3 separate regions of the Mus musculus genome follow, and regions 1 and 2 are each linked to region 3. The links are chromatin loops, found by intact Hi-C in ENCODE. Cell type or tissue: heart. All regions are shown on one strand. Region 1 overlaps Slc9a3r1 (solute carrier family 9 (sodium/hydrogen exchanger), member 3 regulator 1). Region 2 holds the start of Rab37 (RAB37, member RAS oncogene family). Region 3 has its middle 22 kb from the start of Cd300e.

Region 1 (8,000 bases), 98 kb before region 3:
CTAGTGGGCAAGAAGGTGGTCCTGGTACCCTACACCTCCGAGCATGTGCCCAGGTAACTAACTCATTACCCGACTGGTTGTAGCGTGGAGGGCAATTGGAAACAGGGTGCCTTAATCTAGGAGCCTGTCTTGTTTAACAAACGTCACTTGTGTGGTGCTGTACACCTTTGATTCTGGCCCAACACTTGGGAGACAGAGGCAGGTCCATCTCTTCCGTGAGATTGAGGCTAGCCTGGGCAATATAATAAGTTCCAGGCCAGCTAGGGATACTTAATGAGACTGTGACTCAAAGTGGGGGGTTGGGGGTGGGAATTACATGCAGGAGGAATAAAGCTGAAGTGGAGGGCTCATTTTTCATTTATTTTCCTTGTCATCCATCTCTCTGCTTTCTTTTTGGCTTTTCAATGAGGGATTACATCATCTAGATGTGTGTGTAACAAAAAAACAAAGCCATGTCTTCTTCCCTCGTTCTAAATTACTTATGGCGTTCCCTGGTATCCTCTGGAGACTTAACGTGTGCTTGTCCCAGATGTTGAATTCATTATTTTGATGCCTACTGTTTAAAGGCCAGAAGTGAGATTCAGGGACTCTTTGTGAGGTTAGTTGGCAAACATCTGACAGATTGAGAAGCTGGCTCTGTAGGGGACAATAGTTTTGCATTGGGGAGATCTGTCACCCTGCCTTGTAGAGGTCTCCTCAGCCCTCTTTGCTGGGCTGGACTGGCATACCCTTACCCTCAGGAACTGGGGGAGTGTTTGGTTTTATATTACCTGGGTGGGAAGCTGGGCCCCTAGAGCTACCCTCTCTGCTGCTGCCTGAGAAAAGAACCTACCTTTCCTGCCTACCCATACCCACTTCACCTCAGAAAGCACAAACTCAGACTTTTTGTGGTTTTTCTTTTTCTTTTTTTGAGTGGGGTATTTTTTTAATCGATTATATATTAACTGAATACCTACAATGTTTTTGTTTTTATCCCCCCCCCCCCCCCCGAGATAGGGTTTCTCTGTTTCTCTGTGTAGCCCTGGCTGTCCTGGAACTCACTTTGTAGACCATGCTGGCCTCGAACTCAGAAATCCACCTGTCTCTGCCTCCCAAGTGCTGGGATCAAAGGCGTGCGCCACCACTGCCCAGCTACAATGTGTTTAGACATAGAGTGAAAATGACTAACGTCCTTACTTCCACAGCACTTATCCTGTGTGGGCAAAACCAGAAAAGAGCGGATGTCACATCCGTATTTTATTTTATTTTTAAATTTATGTATATTTATTTAGAGACAGGGACTCACTGGGTAGTCCTGGCTGGCCTAGAACTATGTAGGCTATAGAAAGAGACCTACCTGCCTTTGCCTCCCTGGTGCTGGGACTAAAGCATGCGCCACCACACCCAGTGTCAGATTCTTGTTTGTTTGTACCTTATACTTCATTGCTGCTTGGATATTGTAGTGTTGAGAGCCTGGCATAGAATACTCCCAAACAGAGCTTAAACACTTCCTCCTCTTCCTGTTCATTTGCTTTGAAGAAAGGGTCTCCTAGAACGCAGGGTAGCTTTGAACGGGCTGCTCCTCCTGGCTCCACCCCCCTGGGTGCTGAGCCTCCAGGCCTGTCCCTCCACACCCAGGAAGCCCAGTGCTGTTGAGTCAGTATCTCTCATCTAAGGCAGGCCTTTGCCCCTCCCCACCCCTGCAGATACCACGAGTGGATGAAGTCAGAAGAACTGCGGCATCTGACAGCCTCAGAGCAGCTGACCCTACAGCAGGAGTATGAGATGCAGTGTAGCTGGTGTGAAGATGAAGACAGTGAGGAGGCCCCCACCCCCACCCCAGGCAGCCTCCACCCTCCCTTTCTCTCACTCCTCAGCTGCTGCCCCTCCGGGGGCGTCACTAAGCTACGATGGTGACAAGTTTGGAGGTTGCTCATACTTGAACCGCTTAAAGTGAAGTGATCCCTGCGGCTGACTCCTTTTTCCTGGGCTTGGAGGGATGTAGAGAAAATAAAGCAGTTTGATTTCTAGCTGTTTGTTTAGGCCCTGCTGTCCCCTCCCTTGCTGTGTGTGGCCTGGTAGAGGTCCTCCTACCCTTCGGGTTCCTTGTTCCTTTGAGTACAGATGTCTTGGAGAAGGCTGTTTTCCACTTCAGATCAAGTCTGCAGGTGCTAACCCTGTTGCCTCTGCCCTCAGAGTGCACCTTCATTGTGCTGGATGCAGAGAAATGGCAGGCCCAGCCTCGGCCCCCTGAAGAGAGCTGCATGGTGGGAGATGTGAACCTCTTCCTCACAGACCTTGAAGACCCCACCTTGGGGGAGATCGAGGTCATGATTGCAGGTTTGTCTCACCAGGTTCCCACAGAACCTCAGAGAGCTTACTGGGTGCCCAGGGCTGGCTCAGTCAGCTGTCGTCAGCTAGCGCTGGATGGTGGCTGATTGTCCCCCTGTCCCACATTTAGCACGGTGACTAACCCTTGGGTTCATCACTTTCTTCCATATGCCTTGGTGTGACCCTAACCTTTAGCCTGGGTGTGTGTGTGTGTGTGTGTGTGTGCACGTGCGCGCACTCTCGAATGCACCAGAGGACAATTTTGGCTTCTGTTTCTCACATACCATCAACCTTTTTAAGTCTTCGTTTTTTTTTTTTGTTAAGACAGGGTTTCTGACCAGCTTGGAAGTTGCCAAGTGGGCCAGGCTAGCTGGCTGTGCCTCCCCAGTCCAGGGCTCCCAGTCTATGCCACCACACCTAGCTTTTTCACATGGATTCTGGGCATCAAAGCCATCTTCCCCACCCGTAGCCCCACCCGTTTGTCATCTTCACAGCTCCACCTGTCCCTTGCTTGGGAGGAGATCCTCCACAGAGCAACAATTCAGGAGACGTCCTGCCGTGCTGTGCAGGAGCCCTGTCTGCTTGTGCGTCCTTGGTCCTTAGCTTCTGCCAAGAGCTCCCTGGTGAAAGGAGCAGGGTTCAGATTGCTGGGAGCCTCGTGTGCCCTGCCACTTCTGTGTGCCTGCCTTTCCCGGGCAGAATGCTAACAGTGGAGTTTTGGTAAATTAGTGAGCCAGTACCTGTCAGGTATGCACACCAGAGCCTGGTGTCCAGTACCAGGCACAGTGAGTGTGCTCTTTCTCCTAGAGCCTAGCTACAGGCGGCAGGGACTTGGCACTGAGGCGTCTCTCCTGATCATGTCCTACGGTAAGACAGACAGAACTGACCACATGGGTAGAGGTGGGCAGAGCTCAGCTGAACCTCTGGGGGTGGTGGGGGAAACAGCAGATGACAAGCCCCCAACTGCAGACTGGGACCAGAGGCTAGAAGAGTAGAGCTTTTACTGTGTTCTTCTCCCCTCCCCGCCCCCCTGTAACTGGAGGTGTGACGAAGTTAGGTCTGACCAAGTTTGAGGCCAAAATCGGGCAAGAAAATGAACCTAGCATCCGGATGTTCCAGAAACTTCACTTTAAGCAGGTCAGGGCATCATTGGTGGGGAGGCCTAGGGAAGCAGGGCTGTTGGTGTTGGGGTGGTACTCAGTAGGTCTGCTCTCTGGCTTCTACAGGTGGCTATGAGCAACGTCTTCCAGGAGGTGACACTCAGGCTGGCAGTGAGCGAGCCAGAGCGGAAGTGGATTCTAGAGCAGACGAGCCACATGGAAGAGAGACCCTACAGGACCAGGAAGGCCGAGCCTGTGACAGCCACCCTGAGCGAGCAGAAGAGTTGGAACTGCCCACTCCCAAGGCCAGACGGCTGCATGGGAGACACAAGTGCAGTCTCTTCAGTCTGCGCCAGGCTCTCCTGAGCCAGCCATGGCCTCCCCTGGTTAGCAGTGGTCAAGAACACTCGCCAACTCCGAGCCACACACTGACCCTGACTGCACAGGAAGGGGTGGCTGGAGCCCATCAAAAGTCAGGGTGGAGGTGGGGACTGGAACGGATGGATGTGGAGAGCCAGCCTTCCCTGGGGCCCTGGCTGAGTAAAGCACTCGTTTGGGCAGCTTCCCTTGTTTGTTCACCCACCCTCCCCCTGGGGAAGGGGAGGGCAGGGGCAGTCGGTCCTGTCAGCAGGTCAGACAGGTGATGTGGTGAAGGAGTGGGTTGGCCCCTCTGCCCAGCATCCTTGGGACCAGACAGGTCTGAGGGAAGAGCGACTTCTGAATATAGCTCCGTGTATCTGGGGAGCATCCCTGTCAGAGAGGCCTGGAGCCTGCGGCAGGTGAGAGAAACTGAAGGCCACTCTCAGCCCCTCCCTCAAGTACGAGTACTTCAGGCTCTTCCGTTCAGCTATCACCCTCGCCTCTGGGCAGCTGCACTGAACCTGGTCACTAGGGGGCAGCAGAGGCACGGTTTCGGGATGGCCAGACTGTTGGCAAAGTTCTTTAGGCTCTGGCGAAGGGTGTCATCCCCCCCAATCCCCCTTTGTTATCTGAAGAAGTGAGGAAGAAAGGCCAGGCATGATTTCAAAACAGCTGACAGAGTGCATTTGTGAGAGATGGCTCCGGATAAGGTTACTGCCGAGATCTCCCAGCACCCCCAGTCCTGGCTTCTTACCTGAGACTGCAGGGAAAAAAACTGCTCTCCATATCTCCTGAATTTGAAGTGGAGCTTGTTACGGGTTCCCTTTGGACTCTACTCCAGACCTTAGCCAGGAGTTCTGGTCTAGCTTAGAGTCAAAGGTCCCCCAAGGTTTCTCCACCCAGCAGGTGAGATAGGGAGGGGTTCCTCCAAGCCCTGAAGGGCAGTACTTAGGCCTGTTACACCAGCCTGGGGACCTCCACCTGGGGTCAAAGGGTTCTTAGAAGTGTGGGTGGATGAGGGAGGCCAGAGCTGGCCGAGCAGGCAGGCACAGGATGACAGGTACTGTGATAAAGGCTCCGGATGGGCTCTTGTAAGGAATCCAGACCTTAATGCTAAGATGGCCAGATAGTCACTGGCCCTTCTCCCAACCCAGAGCTCCAGGGCTTCTCAGCCAGTTCCTCTTTACTTGTTCCTTCAGACCAGCGACCTGGTTTCGGGTGGTCTTCCTGTAGAATAGGTGAACGGGAAGTGGCCTGGGCCACACTCCCTTTTTCTTGAACACCGGTCCTAGGACCTCCTGGCCCTGCAGCCTGGGCCCTCAAAAGCCTCTTGACAGAGAGGCAGTCTATTTCCCTTTGCAAAGTCCCTCCTATCCCACCTTGCCACACAATGTGTCCGGAGGCTAAGTGGTCTACTCTTCTGTGCTGGATCAGTCAGGCCATTGGGAGACACAGGTGTCTGGGGCAGGCTCAGATCACTGAAAATCTACACCCTTGGGGGATGAGAGGGAGAATAGAGGGTGAATACACAGGGCGGGGATGGGGAGAGTCAAGTCCTCAAATCCCGGACGCAGCTTTGCACTAAGATTCCACTTGTCGTGTCCAAGAACTCTCCTGTCACCCTCCTCTTCCCAGAGTCCCTATAAGCATCCCTACCGTTCCACACCCCAGGGCGCACTGACTCGCAGACTCGGGCCTAGTGGACCCCAGAGTCATTCAAGCCTGTGGTGGCCGGATCCCTAGATGGGTGTCCAGGAGCGCATCCTGCCTCTGCCTGGGAAGTCATTACCCACACTACCCGCCGCGTGCGAGGCTGGAAAGCAAAGAGACAAAGGAGGACACAGAGGCTTGAGCGCTTTGAAGGAACCAGTGAATTTCTGAAGGCATTTCCTTACAGTGGTGGCACCTGGCTCAGGGCGGGCAGCCTGGGGAAAGCCTGGCTGCCCAGGTCTCTCAGGGTGAGAGTAGAAATAACATTTTAAGGATGAGGCCATTGCCATGCCCTGGGTACAACGACCAGGAAAATCACAAGAATCATGAAAACGAGAACTCTAAAATCTCAATACTACACTCTTTAAAAAAAAAAATCAAATGAACCCAAGATGCCAAGCCAAAGCTCCGAGGACCTGGGCACCCTGTCCATTGTGCACAGTGGCTGTGGCTGCTGTAGACAGTCCCTGGTCAACCTTGGACTTGGTCATCACACGTAGTTGAGGGAAGACTTCTTGTCTGGTCCAAAGGTCCTTGTTTAGTGCGGGTTCCAGTGATGCTCTAGGCAGACTGGTGAGGGGACACTTTGGTAGGAAGAAGCCCTCAGGGAAGTGTAGGGAGACAGGACAAACATTCTCCTTCCCTAAGGTGAGGGAAGAACAGGATTCTAGAAAAATCAGATTTGTCAGGAAGTGGGGTGGGTGCTGATGCTGATCTGAATGTTGATTGGTGGGCACCTGGGGAGAAGGGAAGGGGAGCTAGGTAGGGTGGGCAGCCCCACCCTCTAGCACAAGCCCACGGAGGTGGGATGCTCAGAGGTTGCTGAAGAGTTCATTTTTCTTGCTCCAGTCCATCTGCGGGGCCCTCTTGCTACTGCGCTTCTGGTGGGCCCTCTCTTTAGCCACAGCCAAGGAGATGTTGAGGTCCAAGATGGGGTCAGAGGAGGAGGAGGAGGTAGATGAGGGCTCTGTGGAAACTTGTCTCTTGGGGCTGTCTTGGGAATTTAGCTGTAAAGAAGAGGAAGGAGTCAAATTGTCCACCCGAGGGATCCCCAGTCCTTGGCATCAGAGAAGTGGATTAGATCCCTTGGAGCAATGGCCAGGGTAGTCAGGTCACAAGAACAAACTGCACCTCAGCACATGACCTCAAGGGCAGGCTAGTGTGCCAGGAACCAGAGTATCCTGGAAATGGCTTCCCGTAACCAACCCCCATGGGGCCAGCCTACCTCCTCACTGGTATCGCTGGAGGCAGATCTTGCCAGGGCTGGCCTGGGGCTCTCTGAAGCTGGCTCCACCAGGGCTTCACGGCTGCTCTCCTGGCACAGAGAGGAGAAAATATGTGTTGGCAGGGAATGGGAAAGGAAACTCCCGAGGAGAGAAGGGTCCTCGCTCAGGCCTTGGCCATCCATCCAGATTCCAGATTTACACTACTGCATTCCTAAAAGGATTGGGGCAGCCTGGTTCCATCCATCACCTAGGCAGGGGCGGAGAACTGCTGCCCGCTCATCCTCCCCAGCACTCCTGAGCACTGACTCACTTGGACCAGTGACCCAGGAGGGGCTTCCTGGAGCACAGGGCTACCTGGGTCCTTCCTCTCTGTTTGGTGTGAAGAACATCTATGATCCCTTAACTCCAAAGTAGCCAACCAGGGTCTTTGAGAGAGAAGATAGATCGGGTGTTCTAGAACATGGATGGGGCGGCAGCAGGCTGGGATCATGGCTGGATTCTTGCCTCCACCAGGTCTCCTGATGAGGAGCCTTTCAGCAGATCCTGCCCACTCCCGGCTCCATGGTCTGATTCTGAGACAGCCCATGCCTGAGTAGAGGTTTTGGCTGGGGTGTTGAGCCTGGCACTCAGCCCCTTCCTGGGTCCTTCCACGGCCTCGGCTGGCTCCCAGCCTCACCCCCTTCCCCTCTGCCCGAGGAGGAGGGGTTGGAAGTAGTAGGACCAGCAGCCAGACACTGAGGTTCTGTTCTTAGGGGAAAGAATGGCCTCTTCTGTATGGTGGGAGTTGGAGGCGGGGGCTGCAGAGGGGCCCCAGGCTAGCCTTTCCCAAGTGACAGCTTTGCCCCCTGACAGGGGCTGGGGTACTCTGGCAGGCCTAAGGCTCGAAACTCAGGAAGAATTTGGAACTGGTCCCCGATGTGTGAGCCTAAGCCAGTCTCTCATCTGTGCCACCACTTGCCCTGTCCCTACAGAGATGTGGGGGTAGTGGGTTAGGGGACCCCTTACCTTCTGTATCTCTCCATTGCTGAAGGGCTCAGGCAAGGGGCCTAGATGAGGGAGAGAGCAAAGGTCAGCTCAGAAAGTTTGCAGGAGGAGAACAGAGGAGGTTGGACTCCAGACTTCATACCGGAGGCCAGTGGCTACAACTTTTTTGGCTGCAACCCAGTGCGTGTACATTTGACATTTTGATGACCCAGTACACAGAAAGACTTGTTTGATAATTTCAGAAAACAAGACACCCCCACCTCCATAACACTACCATGCAATACCTTACTTGCAACTAAAACTTATTTTT
Region 2 (8,000 bases), 70 kb before region 3:
GGGCCGGGGGGGAGCCGTTTCCTTCTTTGGGTTTCTCACAGTTCTCAAGGCTCCCCAGCATCTGACGACCTCTTAAATCGCCTTTCTGGGATCCTAAGCCTATTTACTGCTGTTTCCTCTTCTCCAGCCTAGGGGTTGGGGATCCTTAGCTCAGTAGAGACTCAGAAAACTGGGAGGGAGGGGGCCCGAGGGAGGCTGAGTCGGGCTGAGGGTACTTTGAGTCGCCTTTGATAGGAGAAAGGGTGCCTGGGAACTGCTTTTTCTGCAGATATCAAACAAAGAAAAGCAGTTTCCTCTCATGGGCCCCACAGGAAGTTACCCCAGGCTGAGGCCAGGGCTGCAGGCCTGTGGTTCAGGTTGAGAGGCAAGCAAGCACGAGCCCCTCCTCCGCCCCAGCTTCTGCTTGTACCTGAAGCTTCACCCTGGCACCATCCACTGTCACCACTTTATTCTGAAAGAGAAAAGGGCAGAGGGTCGGGATGGGATGGGAGGGGAGGGGAGGCTGGCCCCCAGAGTTCTGCCAATTTCCTGTCCCAGTCAGTGGGGCATTGTGGTGAGCCTGAGACATCTTCAGCCAACAGAGCAGTGGGGACCTGCTCGAAGATCCCTCCATCCATTCTTCTCCTAACCTAGCGAGGCAGCGAGAACCTTCAAACCTGCCTGGTCCTCTGTTGGACTCAGCAGGCAGCACAGGGAGGGTGTGCGAGGCTCTGCCCCTTCCCTGCTTCAATCTCTGTCTCTCAGGGTTCACCTTTAGTGATGAGGCACCCATTAGCATCCCGAGGCCTTCTGAGGCTTGACCATCTTTCCCCATAGTTCTCTCCATGAAGCCTCAGCACTCAGTTCACTGGGAGAAGCATGAAGCTTCTGTAGGCTCACCTGCTAGGGCTAGGCCCTTTCCCTCTGGGATCCTTTGATATATAGTACTCAGTGGTCCCTCTTGCACACTGATATAGAGATCTTAGATACCTGGGGATGGGGAGTGGGATGGGAGACAGCCCTGAGATCTGTTGCCTTTGAATCCAGACCTTCAGCTACTTGGCAATTGCTTCTTGAAAACTGACCTTGACAGAAGAGCCCAGTTCAGATGACCACTAGAAAGGGGCTCTCTGGACTTAAGACCATGAAGCTACCTTGTTTTGGGGACATTATCCAAGAGCTGAGAAGAAGGTGGGCAAGGTGCCAGCCCTACCCAGACTCCTTTGACCTAGCCATCTCTGTGGTCCTGGTGGGAGCGCCTTTGGGGCCTTCCAGGCAGTAAGCCCCAGGTGCCCTCAGGATTCAAAGCAGACAAGGAGAGAGCATCCTTCTTGAGCCTGAGCTGTAGCCCAGCTCACTGCAGGAGGAGCCTGCAGCCACCTCACCCTGAAGTCTATGCCGACGGTGGCTATGAAGGTTCCGGACAGGAAGGCCCCGTCTTTGAATTGGATCAGGAAACAGGTTTTGCCGACGCCCGAGTCTCCAAGAAGCATCACCTAGGAGATGGGGGCAGAGGCAGTTAATAGCAACTGGAGGGGGGAGAAGGGGTCTTCTGAGATTTCAGATGCCCCAGAGAGGGTCAGAGAAGGAGAGATGGGTGGAGAAGGATGTCAGCAGGACAGAGGGACACTTGCCTCCAGTGAGCCTGTCCCTGTCATCACCATGCCTCTCTCCCCCAGTCTCCTTGCCTCAGCCTCTGAGGTTCTCCCTCTGAGCTTCTTGTACTAGTCAATGTCCTTGAAGCTGAGCTGAGACCTCCAAAGTACTTGGAGATCCCCAGAGAACTTCACATTCCGTTGGTCTATACCTTGGATATATATTTGCCCATTGCTGGCCAGTGCAGAGACTACTGATGCTGAGTGTATGCTCAGGTGGGTGGGTCTCCCACACAGGGAAAAGGACCTCTCCTCCCGTAGCCTACCAAGACTTGACAGGTGGGTGGGAACATGGTGGTTCGGGTCCTTCATCCCAGCATTTGAGAGGCAGAGGCAGGCAGATCTCTGAGTTCAAGGACTAGCTAAGGCTAAATAACCAGCCCCCCCCCCCCATCTTTAAAAGAAGAAAGAGAAGACTTGATGGGCAGGACACTCTCTTTAAATTACTATTGTTTGAGTTTCCTTTTGGGTCAGACAATTATTTGGAAGTGTCTAATGAGGGCTTACGCTCATAATAGGCTTGCAGGAATTAGGGAAGACTGGAATTTATTCTGAGATGGGGAGCCAGCTTGTCTGAAGTTTTTAGCAGAAACCTCCCAAGAGGGACAAATGGCTGTGAACTGGCATCTTTGGGTCACTGTGGAGAACATGCAGGTATGGTAGAGGGAGTTCTCTGCTCAGTCATCTTGGAGAACGGAGGTGTAGACTCAACACTGGAATGTTCCCAGCCGTCTGGTTAGACTGCTAATAAGGTTGGAATTGCTCAGGGCTCTCTGAACTTGATAGCGGAGCCACAAAGCTAAAAAGCTTTTCTTCCTTAGCTATGGGGTCTTGGGCCTGATTAGTTGATTGTGGGGCAGAGATGTCAGAGTGGGTCGGAAAGGAAGGGATGCAAGGCTGAGTTCCCGAATTATAAAAACCCTACTGTGTGCTTTGGGGAAATTTTCATCGGCTTGCCCACCATAGTAGGAGGAAAGTGGGGGTGGGGTGGGGGAGTGGGGCTCGTTCCTTTGCAGCCTTTCTGGAGCTTGTCAATGACTAACGACAAGATTGATGGGGACCACTTAAGAAGAGTGCCCAAGACCCCAGACCTAAGGTGCTCCAAGGATCTTTTCTCATCATGCTCTTTTCCCACAGCTACAGACTCAGGACTGGGCCAAGCCTGGCAGGCTGGGGGTCAGCTATTTTGCAGGTGCTCCCAGCAGGCACTCTGATGGCTCTGGGGCCCCAGCCATACAGGGGGAGGGAGGGAGGGAGGCAGGCGAATACCGGTATTTGTGTACTTTACAGATCACAGCTGCCTTGAGCAAATGATGCAGCCGGTCACCCAGCCCATCAAGTCCACCAAACACAAACAGCTGCTCAGCCTTGCCACCTCCTAGGTAAACAGCTCAGTTGTCCTGCAGGGCTAGGAGGTCAGGAGATCCCCATCAGCCTGGGGGTGGGGGCTGGCCATCAGCAACTCCCCTCCCCTGAGGACTTAGAGCCCCATTTCCTGCCACAAGCCCACACAGGACGCCTATCTCAACGTCTCTGGGTGGGTAGGCTGGCTGACTGGCTTCCCCTGAAACCCTAGGGGGTGGAGATGTGAAGCTCCTAGTGAGAGTGAGATCTGGTGTTTGAGAGGAACCAAGACCCTGAAAGAGGCAGGTACCCTTCAAGACCAGGCATCACTTCTACCTGGCATAGCTCTTACTTCTCTCTCCTAAACCCTGTAGAAAAATAGTGCAAGAGGCTGGCTGGCTCAGCATCTCTTTTTAGAGTTCCATGTACTTGCTTAAGCCAAGGACACCAATAAGAGAGGTGGTGACAGACATCCTTTTATTCAGGGCATTCCTGCAGAATGTATGCACCCCAGAGAGTTGCCTTTAAGGTCGTCGGGGGGCCGGGCGGGGGGAGGGGGAGAGTGGGCCATGGTCACTAATTGCCATGTTCTTTCTCAGCTTCTGAAAATTCCCAAGTGGACTTGTAGGCTGGCTACATGCAGCCTGGGGTGTTGGGAAGGAGCTGTGAGTCTATGTCTGGAGGCAGTGGGGAGGGGAAGGGTGGGATGTACCGCTGAGTGGGGACCCAAAGCACTGCACGCCTGTGACAGGTGTCACTTTTTGAGGCTTAGCTCAAAAAGGGCATTAACCTTGAGATGCCTCTGAAGGCGGGGATGCCCTGTCTGTGTCTTCAGAGAGTCCCTGTCTCCCAGTATTCCAAAGTGTGGCAGAAGGAACTGGGTTTTTGTTCCTAGGGTGGGGGAGTCTTAGTCTTTCAGATCTGCCTTACCCCATGCCCTCCGAGGTCAGCCTAGAACCCTAGAGACTGGGATGAGCCCAGGGGTTATGCCCCAGACCAGAGACCCAGCTGACACTTCCAGAAGAGGGGTGTAGACAGGGAAGGACAGGGTCCTAAGGCAAAGGACATCGGGAGGGATGTCCCTAAGTGCCGGCCTGGGGGGTCCCCAGCACTGAGCGCAGAGCCCACCCACCTTGCCGGTGAGATCGTAGTTCGGGCTGAAGGGCGGGGAGCGCTCAGGGGCCTCGCCATCCCCAGCGGTAGCAGCTCCTGGTGTGCCAGTCATGTCCCCGGACAGTCAGAGGTGAGCCCGGCTCGAAGCAAGCGAGGGAGAGCGAGGAACCGCCCTGCCCTAGGCTCCGCCCACTCCTCCCTCCCCATCCACCAACCGGCTCGGACCCTGATAGACTCCTCCCTCCGTCCCGCCATCCCCTCGACGACGCCAGCCAGGACGTCTGAGACTCGCAGAATGCACACCCTAGGGAGTGGCAGTCCCCCTGAGAGACATTAGCCTAGTTTAGTGCTCTTACAGCACGGAATGAGTCCTGCTACAGGACCAGCCCATTAAGGTCGCAGTGGTGAAGTTAGATTGCCATCGAGGCTGCGGACCCGGGAGACCCAGCTAGCTGCGGAAGGTGTGGGGCTTGGTTTCCTACTGCGGCAATGCAGTGGCCAGCAGGGCGCGCCCGAGCTCCAGCCAGTTGACAGTCCGGTACTTACCTGCAGGCAAGAAGCTGGGGACGTCCCTGAACAATGTTGGACAGGAAGTTGCATTCTGAGACTAGCACCCAAGCGGTTCTGATAGACCTCAGCTCATCTGAGCCTACTTTTTCACCGACACTCACCTTGGAGCGCACTGACCATCTGGGGAGCTCCTGGGTGGTGCTAACACTTGGAGCTCTTTGCCATGTTTCTCCCTCATTTGTTAGTCTAAGCCCCTGATGTCCTCCCACCACGGGAAGGTGAGCTCTTGAAGCCCATCTTTCCAAGGGGACAAGATAGGGCCAACATTATTCAGGGAAGGCCTAGGCCTAGCCACCGAGTGGGTGCCACAGGAATTCATGAAGTCGTGGGTCGTTTTGAGCTGTTTCTAGTACAGCCCAGGAACCCTGCAGCTCCGGATGACGGGGGATATGGAGAATCTGGGGTTGCACATACCAGGGTTCAGTAGCTTGTGGGCCAACTTTTCAACATCTCAACGCTGTATAGAAAGGAACAGGATGCGGGGACTGGATGCGGGGTGTAGGAAGGGGGTTGGGCCCCTCAACTTTTTAGGTGAGGGCAGTGAGGGCTGGCTTTGGGGTGACTATGACTTGGGAAATGGCTGTGTACATCAGCAGGAACTATTTCATGACAGCTGAGAGGAGATCCCGGAGCCTGGATGGAGGTGACTTTGTCGAGGTGGGAATTGGAGAGGGGTAGTGGCTTGCCCCTTGCTCACCGTCCACTGAAAACTAATGTTGTGGGGGTACATCGTGTCCCCCAAGAGATATGCTGAAGTCCTAGGCACTGGTACCCAAAATGTGTGTGGCCTTCCTTGGCAACAGGAACATTAGAGATGTAGGTTAGAACTGGGCCATACTGGAATAGGGGTTCCGTGATGGTTAATACTGATCATTAACTTGGCAGGCCCTAGAGTCATGCTGTGAGGGAATATCTTAATTAGGTTGACCGAGGTGGGAAGACCCACTCCAGAGGAGGGCAGCATGAAAAGGAAGAGATCACACCTCTTGTTCTCTGTTGCTTGTTTGAGGTTAGCTGCCTCAGGCTCCTGCTGCTGGGGCTTCCCCCGTCTCGATGGAATCTAACCAAACTTCCCTTCTTCACACGCTGTTTGTGTCCGGGTATTTTATCACAGCAACGGGAAAATTAACTGAGACAAGCCCCTAACCCAGTGTGACTGTGTGATGGGGAAAGGTTTAAAGCAAATGGCTAGAAGACAGCCTCGTGAAGCCAGAGGTAGAGACAGGAATATTTGATGACTCCAAGGAACAGGGACGATGCCCGGAGCTAAGAGAAGCTGGGAAGCGGTAGGGAGAATTCGACTGGGATACTACTGACCCCTTGGTTTGGGACTTTGGTGTGTGTTGTTGGCTCCATTATTATTTTGGGAGGAGGCAAAGGCTTCAGAGGTTAGGGCTTAGCTGGTGTTAGGGATTGGTTCTAACGCTGTCTCAATTCAATTCGGCTCCCAAAGGCAGAGGTCCCAGACCTTCTGTCTCCGCCCCCAGCTGGATTTGATTGGCATTAAAGGATTGCTTTACAGCCAATGGCTGGGCAGGTAAACTGAGGTGGGCGGGACCTGGGGGATTTGTGAGGGCCGGCAGCCAGGGAGAAAACTGGAGATGATCTAGCGAGATGGGTCAGATTTAGAGCTGCAGAAGGAGAAACCGTCCAAAATGTAAGTGGGAAGGGAAAGCAGCCCTAGGGGAGGGGCCCAGAAGGTAACAGGGCAGCGAAGAGAGAACCCAGATTCAGAAGGCGTTGAGTCAGGAGTACCGGAGGGAAATGTATGCTAGCTGGGCGGAGGATCAGAACTGCCCAGCCTTTGAGCTAGTCAAGACATATCAAAAATAAGCTAATGTGTGCGTGTGTGTGTGTTCTTTTCGCGAATCCAGAAGGCTCTGCTTGTAAGCACGCAACTGTCTGGGAGCCAAAGTGGTTTAGCTAAGCTTGCCACTACAGCTGGAGCTAAGCTACTGGTCACATATACTTGCTTACACTTGCCTTAGAGGAATGGGTTTGGGATGGAGCAACCCAGGCACCTCCAGAGACGACAGAGATAAAATCATTCTTACAGAGAACCGGGGAGAGTTCAGTCCTTTTTCTGGGCAATGCTTGTTAGCAACTCTGGGTTATGTTCCCTGGGCCTGCAGCATGCAGGCAGTCAAGTATGGATGAGCCATGCTTTGTCCCCTGAGATGCTGTAATATCCTGTGGTGTGTTCAAGGGCAGTCCTGAGACAGACAGAAGCACGAGGGCCTTAAGGACCTTCAGAGTGGGGCTGTGTAGAAGAGACGCTCACGCAAGGGCAGGGAATCATAAGATGTAGCCTTCAGGACAGAGGGAATGATCTAGAACATACCACCAAGGCTTTCTGACCTCTGCGCTGATACTGTGTGCATGCCCCAACAACCTGAGTCTCTCCCATAGCTGCTTACATCTCACGTCTTACCACAGTCACACACTCTGACACCGACACTGTAACACAGCCATGCCTCACATGCACACCTCACACAATCCCTTAACATACAAGCTTCATATCACAAACACACACTAGATTGCATGTCATGAAACATCATTACACTCATCTCCTGTCGTAGCACAAGCATACCATGTCTTACACGACTCCCAGACACAGGCCCCCCACTTCACTCCAGACAGGTGCTTGTCTCTCAGCACATGGAAACCACAGACATAATTTGCATTCCACCACGAGCTCATAAAATACATCAATGCCCACATGCCCTCAAATTGACCCCATAACTCACATCCTCAACGGATGCCCCAATCACTCTCAAATATAAAACACTATAAATTACCCAACCTCTTTCATGTCCCCCAGATGCGAAGTGCACATGCACACCACATTACCCTCCAACCAGAAACTCTCACCCTACTGTGCTAGAGGACACTCACACTCCTGATAGAGGGAGAGCCAGTGACACCGGCATCTCTCCTTCCTGTTTAGAGGCACATCTGAGTTCTTCCCAGACATGCAGGTGGACTGAAGAGAACCCCAGGGCTGTGAAGCACCCAGCCCACTGACTGCAGGGTCCAGATGTGGAGGGAAGACTAGGGTAGAGGCTGGAGCAACAAAGTTGACGCTCAGGTTTTTCAAACCATGGTGCAAAGATCACTCACAGCACAGCACCCAGGCTGTACTGGCTAGTTTTGTGTCAACTTGACACAGCTGGAGTTATCACAGAGAAAGGAGCTTCAGTTGCGGAAATGCCTCCATGAGATCCAACTGTACGGCATTTTCTCAATTAGTGATCAAGGGGGAAAGGCCCCTTGTGGGTGGGACCATCTCTAGGCTGGTAGTCTTGGGTTCTATAAGAGAGCAGGCTGAGCAAGCCAGGA
Region 3 (8,000 bases):
TGTGACTTGGCTATTTTTGTTCTTTTTGTATCATACCCCGCATCCACTCTCTTTGCCCTTTTCCTCCTTCCTCTGGAATGTTCCAGCTTGGGGAGAAAAAACTCTATTTCATCTTGTACTTCCATTATGGGGAGATGAAGGCAGGAACCTGGAGACTGGATCCCAAGCAGAGACCACAGAATAACAGGGTTTTTAGCTTGCTTCCCCCGCTTTGTTCAGCTGCCTGCCTGCCTGCTTTCCTTCCTCCCTCCCTCCCTCCCTTCCTTCCTTCCTTCCTTCCTTCCTTCCTCCCTTCCTTCCTTCCTTCCTTCCTTCCCTCTCAGCCCCCTTCTCTTCCTCCCCCCTCTTCCTTCCTTCCTTCCTTCCTTTCTTTCTTTCTTTCTTTCTTTCTTTCTTTCTTTCTTTCTTTCTTTCTTTCTTCTTTTGGTTTCTTTTTGATATAGGGTTTCTTTGTGTGTGTACATGTGTGTGCATGTGTGTATGCACACATGTGTGTGCTTGTGTGTGTGTGCATGTGTACATGTGTGTGCTTGTGTGTGTGCATGTGTACACATGTGTGTGCTTGTGTGTGTGTGTGTGTGCTTGTGTGTGCATGTGTACATGTGTGTGTGAGAGCATTTGCATGTTGTGTGTGTGTCTGTAGTTTCTGTGTCTATGTGTGGTCACTCTGGTACACATGTAGAGGCAGAGGACACATTTGTGGTGCTGATTCTCTCTCCACCATGTGGGTTCCAGGAATTGAACTCAGGTTGTTGGGCTTGGCCACAAGCACCTCTGTCCTCTGCGCCATCTCACTGTCCCTCATGCATTGCTTTGTTAATAGTAGATCCTTTTTCTTGAGTCTCCTGGGTGTGAGACAGTGCATTGATACCCCATTCCTCTTTTCCTCTCTTTCCCCCTCTCTATTTCTTCCCCACCCTATATCAATAGGCATGATTCTGGAAAACTATTGGTTTTTAAATGATTTTATATTTGCAGAAGAATTGCATAGATGTTACAGTCAGATTTTGACACCTCAAACTCTGTGTCTGTCACTATTAGTGTCCTAGGGGACCTTTCTTGTGTCAATATGTCATGATGCTGATAAGACATGGTACCAGTAAGTCATGGTGCTGATATGTCATGGTGCTGATATGTCATGGTGCAGATATGTCATGGTGCTGATATGTCATGGTGCAGATATGTCTTGGCATTAATATATCATGACGCTGATATGAGGGAGTTGGACTCCCTAGGACTGGAGTTATGGATGAGTGCCATGTGGTGCTGGGGACTAAACCCACAGAACTCGTTTCTCTGCGAGAGGAGCTTTTAATTGCTGCTCTGTCTCTTCAGCCCTCCACATTTTTTAAGTGATAGAGTTAGTGTTTTAGAAAAGAAAAGAGTAGTAAACGCTCCCACGGGTAAAAGTAGACATCTGAGCTGGGAAAAGACAGATGCTCAAAAGGTCCACTGCAGTATTTACTTTAGGGAGTGCTTTTACATTTTTGATCCCTAGGGTTCTCAGAGCTCATATAAATCTATTGAAGTCCGTGCCTTTTTTTTTTTCCTCCATATTCTGCTGGGTGAACAGTAGACCCCGCCAAATTGAAAATACCATCTCTCCAGTTTGAAGATGAAATGTCCCCCCCTTTGGCTCATGTTTGAATATTTGTTTCCTTAGGCAGTGGTGTCATTTTGGAAGGTTCTGGAACTTTTAAGAGGGGGACTTTCTCTGGATGAAGTGGCATCACTGGGAGCACACCTCATGGGTTTATGGCCCAGCTTTGCTTCCTGTCTGCCCTCTGCTTCCTGTTCTGCCAGAATATGGAGAGTTCTAGCTGCACGCTCAGTGGGGTGGCACCATGCTTTCCCCTCCATGATTGATCGCATCTCCTTAAACCGTGAGCCCAACAAGCCCTTGCTTCCTGGAGTTGCTTCTCGACAGAAAAGGAACCAAGAGAGCCTTCTGTCCTGGAAACTCTGAGTAAAATCGTTTACTGCCTCTTAGTGGTTGCTACCATTTTCTGAGGTTCTCAGGTATCAGGTGCTGCGCCCCCTGGATGGCTCCTTTCTTGTCTGTGCCAGTCACTTGTGCATTGCTGTGACAAAGTGTCCATCACAAGCAACGGAAGCAGGGGAGGTCTGTCTCAAAGCTCTTTGGTCCTTGGCTCCATCAATCCTGGAAATCTATGGCAGAACATTATGGCATTGGGAGCGTGTGGACTCGCCTTGTGATAGGAAGCAAAGAAGAAGGAAGGAGCTTGGAATCAGGAGTCGTTTCCAGAATCACAGCCATGAGAATCCTACTTCCTCTGACCAAGTTCTACTCTAGCTTTCACAGGCACACATATGTACAAGTGTGCATACATGATACACAAAACACAGACACACAAACAAACACACATACACATAGACAGACACACATACAGACACAAAAAGACCAGATACACACACATAAATATAGAAAGACCAGATGCACACACACACACAGACATGAACACACACACATACACACATGCGCACACATACATACATATGCACATACACACAAGTGTGCATACATGATACACAACACACAGACACACAAACATACACATACATATAGATACACACAGACACCCATGCACATGTATGTGCACACACACAAACACAGAAACCATGCACACATGAACTTGTACACACACAAACACACACATACACATGTACACATATGCGCACATATGTGCACACATACACACATGCACATATACAGAAACCATACATACACATATACAGACACACACACATGAACATGCACACACACAGACACACTCACAAACACACGCAGATATATACACACACATGGACACAAACATGCATATACACACACAGACACACGCAGACACACACATATACACAAATGTCCATACATGACACACAACACACAGATATACAAACACACACATACACATAGACACACAGACACATAGACACACAGAAACCAGACACACACCCCCATCTGAATGTATCCATATCCAGAATACTATTCTTGAGCTTTTAAACTGTGTCTGACATGGAGATTAAGCAGCAGGTGCATTCTGGGTCATTAAGGAATTGTGCCTGAACCATGCTGATAAACGTCAGGCTGGCAACCTGCTAAGTCCAATGGTCAAGGCTCATTGGGAACTCCATGATAAACTCCACGGGGCTTTCATGCTGCAGAAAGCCTTGTGGCTCGGAGATGGGATGGCGTTCTGGCAGTTTCTCTACCTTCTGGAGGGGCTTGTACAGGTCCATGGCTAAGTTCCACGATAGTGAGGGCCGCACGGGAGGGGCAGGGTCCTCCACCGCAGCCTGTCCTCCCTGGTGGGAATGGAGGCTATGGGTCGGGTTGACCCAGAGAAAACAATGGTGACTACGGCTCCTTCCCGGGAGCTGTGAGAGGCTCATTCCCCATTCATCCACTCACCCCTGGCCAGGCCTCTGCCAGCGCTCATGCTACACAGACAAAAGAGCCACAGTTCCTGCCTCTGACAGACGGCAGTGCGCTCCACGTGACTGACAGGTAGGGCTGCTCATCCCACGTGACAAGGGCCGTCGGGGAAGGAGATGAGATAGCATAAGCAGCTACAACCCGAACGTTGGACCCATCTCGACCTGCCCTTTACTGAGTGTGCAGCTTGGTTTGCTCTTTTGCCAGGCTCATCTCCACGTGACTTTTTTATGGTTATTGTGGAAATTAAATGAAGGATGCTTAGACACATTGGCACGGAGTCTGCCCCATTGTGTGTGCTCCATCTGGGCATTGTCATTGGGAACAATATGGATTTAGTGTGACAGAAGGCTAGAGCAAGGAGGTGAGACTCAGAGAAGGCTCACCGAGGACAGGGTCACCTTGCATCTCTCTTCATCCTTGAGAAAGGCCCCAAGTGGTACTCATCTATAATCCTAGCACTTAGGACATTAGGGCGAGATAGCTGTGAGTTTGAGGTCAGCCTGGGCTATATAGTGAAGGAGAGGAGGGAGGGAGGGAGAAAGAGGGAGAAGGACAGACAGAGGGAGGGAGAGCAGAGAGAGACAGATAGAGGGGGTAGAGAGACAGAGACAGAAAAAGAGAGAGGACAGAGAGAGGGAGGGAGATCAGAGAGAGAGCGACAGAGAGACAGAGAGAGAGAGAGAGTCAGTCACTTAGGTCACTTTCCAGGACACGGGCTGCCACATGGTTATTGTCCCTTGTCTTCCCCCTTAGCACATGCTTTCCAGAGAATCAGGGATGAATAATGAATGAACCATGTACTGTGGCAATCACGTGCCAGGCTCTTTTGCCTGTTTAATGGATCTAACTTAATCTCACTCAGTAACCTGCTGGTAACGATACCATTCCCAGCTCAGAGCTGCATAATGAGACCCGAGGGCAGCAAGTGCCACAAAGTTCACGCAGCGGGCTCATTGGGTCAGCAGCCCCTGAGCCATGCTGGCCCAGGTAGAGCTGCGTTGCCACCGTCCATCCTGCCAGGGCGTTCCTCATGAAGAGTCACAGCTCACACCCAGTTCAGACTGTGAAAGTGTATTCAGAGCTTCTTAGCTCTGCTCCTTAGTTGAAAACTTCCCACCACGGGGACTTTTTCAGGTTCGGCTCGGCTCAGCTCGACTCGGTTTGTAATCCCATCGGAAGGGTCAGGGTCTCAGAGCTAAGAGGGCTCACCACTCCAGAGTGGTACAGGAAGCATCTAATGACTCCATCGTGAGTCACATTTACTTCAACATCCTGACTATGAAGACAGCCCCCTGGCTGGGACTCCAGGAGCCTCTCTGGTCCCTCCACAGTTGGCCCCTCAGCTGTTCCCCCTTTCCCAAGAGTTTCCTCTACATTCAAGGGGTTCCGCCACAGAGTGTGAAGCGCTCCATGACTCACTGCTGCCACCTAGTGGACATTTGTCTTCAGCAGCGTCTCCAGGCAACTTTAATGTTGAGAATGGACAAACTCACAGTCCCTAAGAGAAGGGGATATTCAGAGCACAACAGGATAGCAGGTAAAGTCAAAGCTTACTTACAACCCTTTAGATCCCTCCTGCACCATTCCTTCACTGTGTGGTGGAAGAGCCTGGTCCAAGGACTCAAGTTCTCTTTACTGAGCACATTTTAGCAAACCATTCTACACTACAGTGAATTCGGGTCACAGCCACGTTCTATTTGAAAAAGTTTAGGGCTGGAGAGGTCACTCAGTGGTTAATAGCACATACTGTTCTCAAAAAGGACTTGGGCTCCATTCCCAGCCCACCAGCACTCTAACTCCAGTTCTGGGGGGGGGGGCGGGGAGGGGGTGAGGCCGGCGGGATCTGATGCCTCTGGCATCTTCTGGCACCTGTGTGTATATGCATGCGCCCACCTTCCACACATACACACATATATACATAATTAAAAATAGAACATATCTTAAAAGGTTCTTGTCACAAAGAATTCCAGGTGAGAGAGTTCATAATCCCGCACTGTGTGTGACAAATATTCTAACATCACATTGCTTCCCTATAAACGTATCCTCTAAAAATAAGTCAGGGTCAGAAATACATCTTAGCAAGTAAAAAAAAAGTGCTTAGCAGGTAAAACTCCCAGACGTGGTCCTCTGACTTCCACATGTGCATTGTGGCATGATCCCGCCCCCTGAACACTCCCAAATTAAGTAAAATGTAATAGAAAATGTTAAAGTAAAAATGTGTTTAGTTCAGAGAAGTTGTCTGTGATCGATCACTTTCTGGGATTTTGAATATGCATATTGCCTATTGGGGAGGAATTTGCTCTTTAAGCGTCAGTTTTGACTGTTGATAATAATACAGATGACCCCTCCCTTACACACCCCTCCCCCCAGACCGCAGCAGCTGCCAGGGCACAGGCAAGAGATTCTCTGCAAGGGAGGCATCATGTTTTTGCAGCTCTCTCTTTGTTGAAGTCACACCTCACTTGGCCATGATCCTTTTCCAGCGGCCTCTCCCACCCAGCCTGCCACCTGCTTACAGGGATCTGATTTCAGCCATTTTCCAAAAAGAGACAGAAGGTGCTCCCAGGTCCTCCAGGCTGTCTGTCCCCAGCCCCGAGGTGTACAGTTGAATGAAGACTGGGAGAGGGTAACTCAATCCCTCTATCCAAAGGGTCCGTTTATTAAGTTCTCAGCTCAGTTTTCTTTAAGATGGAACTCGGGGTATAGCGAATCAGACTGGACTATGGTTGAACTAAATTGATATCTGGCTCATTTATCATTCATGAATAAATGACATTCATTCATTCATTCATTCATTCATTCATTCATTCTTCCATCCCAGTGCCACAGGAGCACAGAAGAACCCTAAGGAACCTAGTGGTGAGCTGCTTTAGCCATATGCTCATCCCAATTCGATGATCGCCTGGAGGAACAACCATCTCCCTTCCTTTTTTTATGCACGTGTGCACGCATGATTATTTTGAAACAGGGTCTCTCTGTGTAGCCCTGGCTGTCCTGGAACTTGTTCTGCAGAACAATCTGGGCTCAAACTTACAGAGATCCACCTGCCTCTGCCTCTTGACTCCTAGAATTAAAGGTGTGTACCACCATCACCTAGTTGCTTTTTTTGGTCTTTAATTTCTTATTGTAATAATAATAATAATAATAATGATAATAATAATTTGATGCAGGGTTTCTCTGTGTAGCCCTGGCTGTACTGGAACTCATTTTGTAGACCAGGTTGGCCTCAAACTCAGAGATCCACCTGCCTCTGCCTCCGGAGTGCTAAGATTAAAGGTGTTAAAGTTTTTTAAATTTTATTTATGTGTTTCTGGGGAGAGGTGTGTGCCTGGCACATGTGAGTGCAGATGCCCCTGGAGTCCAGAAGGGGGCGCTTGATCTCCTGGAGCTGGAGTAACGGGCACTCCAGAACTGCCTGACTTGGATGCTGGGAACCAAACTGTTTTCCAGAGTAGCACACACTCTTAGTACCTGGTCTCTTTTCTCTTTTGAAACAGGGTCTCACACTGTAGCCCAGGCTAGCCTCAACTTCATTGCAATCCTCCTGTCTCAGCTTCCCAGGTGATGGGATTACAGGCATGAACGACCATGCTCGGCTTCCTTGGTACTTTGACTTAAAATCACCTCCTAGACTCTCTTGTTTTGCCAATGTTGCTGCAGTTTACGGCTCCAAGGGCTGCTTGGTAGCGTTGAGCTGAACGAATACACCACAAATGCTCATTCATTCTCCCCTCCAAGGACGCATGGCGCCTCCTGGTTTTTGTTTGTTGCAAACAGCACCGCTGTGAACCTTCACACACAAGCTTCCTGTCGTCCACGTATGAGAAGTCCACTTTGTCTCTACATCTGAGAGTCCTTTATTCAAAGCCAGCTGCAAGTGCTGCCACAGTGTGGTAATGATGAAGAACTGCAGGCCCGAGAGATGGCTCAGCAGTTAAGAACATTTGCTACTCTTGCAGACGACCAAGGTTCCAGTGCCTGTGTTGTGCAGCTCACAGCTGCCTGTAACTCTGGCTCCCGGGACCCGAAGCTCTATTCTGGTTTCCACGGGCTCCTGGACACATGTGCGTATACCACTCCCTTACCACATACGTGTATACATACGCATATTTAAGAGCACAATAAATTGGTCCTGGAGAAATGGCTAACTAATTGTGAGTGCTCACAACTCACACACGGGACCTGGGTTCTGTCCTCAGCATTTACATCAGCATCAGGCAGGTTGCAACCCCTGTAACTCTAGTTCCAGGAGACCTGATGCCTTTTTCTGCCCTCTGTGAGCACCTGCAGTATGAACTGCACATAAACTCATGCAGACATAAATATATAAATAAAAATAGATGCTGAAAAAAATAAGATCGGGGGCTGGAGAGTTGGCTCAGCAGTTCAGAACACTGGCTGCTCTTCCAGAGGTCCTGAGTTCATTTCCCAGAAACCACATGGTGGCTCACAACCATCTGTAATGGAATCCAATGCCCTCTTCTGGTGAGTCTGAAGACAGTGACAGTGTACTCATATACATAAAATAAATAAATTAATCTTT

The links. A loop is a pair of places that touch in the nucleus more often than their neighbours do. Peaks named below come from ENCODE experiments on the same cell type or tissue, not always from the same donor. Only the 100,000 strongest peaks of a DNase experiment are listed, where the experiment ranks them.
Region 1: a loop joins it to region 3, with 9 times the contacts of the local background. A loop is called at or near these places in 6 of 42 quality-filtered maps.
Region 2: it touches region 3 in a loop (10-fold over the local background); 36 of 42 quality-filtered maps call a loop at or near these places.

What each region holds. Positions count from the first base shown.
Region 1 is chr11:115,178,802-115,186,801 of GRCm38, reverse strand. It overlaps Slc9a3r1 (solute carrier family 9 (sodium/hydrogen exchanger), member 3 regulator 1), which reads right to left. Exons shown (of 6, transcript NM_012030.2): 4 at 7,712-7,752; 5 at 6,706-6,795; 6 at 5,624-6,487. The coding sequence ends at 6,293. It overlaps Nat9 (N-acetyltransferase 9 (GCN5-related, putative)), which reads left to right. Exons shown (of 7, transcript NM_025400.4): 2 at 1-53; 3 at 1,686-1,795; 4 at 2,176-2,319; 5 at 3,118-3,177; 6 at 3,353-3,447; 7 at 3,537-3,973. The coding sequence ends at 3,776. Among named protein-coding and RNA genes, the nearest start is that of Nat9, 4.6 kb to the left of the region's middle. In heart, a CTCF peak has its summit at 4,286 (motif pointing right); DNase peaks (open chromatin) are centred at 1,641, 4,281 and 6,691; H3K4me3 peaks cover 545 bases; H3K27ac peaks cover 373 bases; H3K27me3 peaks cover 269 bases.
Region 2 is chr11:115,150,402-115,158,401 of GRCm38, reverse strand. It overlaps Rab37 (RAB37, member RAS oncogene family), which reads right to left and starts at 4,224. Exons shown (of 9, transcript NM_021411.4): 1 at 4,111-4,224; 2 at 1,365-1,475; 3 at 410-451. The coding sequence starts at 4,203. In heart, a CTCF peak has its summit at 4,585 (motif pointing right); DNase peaks (open chromatin) are centred at 311, 4,461 and 6,181; H3K4me3 peaks cover 2,088 bases; H3K27ac peaks cover 2,300 bases; H3K27me3 peaks cover 4,195 bases.
Region 3 is chr11:115,080,402-115,088,401 of GRCm38, reverse strand. No RefSeq gene overlaps it. Among named protein-coding and RNA genes, the nearest start is that of Cd300e, 22 kb to the right of the region's middle. In heart, a CTCF peak has its summit at 7,350; a DNase peak (open chromatin) is centred at 4,861; H3K27me3 peaks cover 3,167 bases.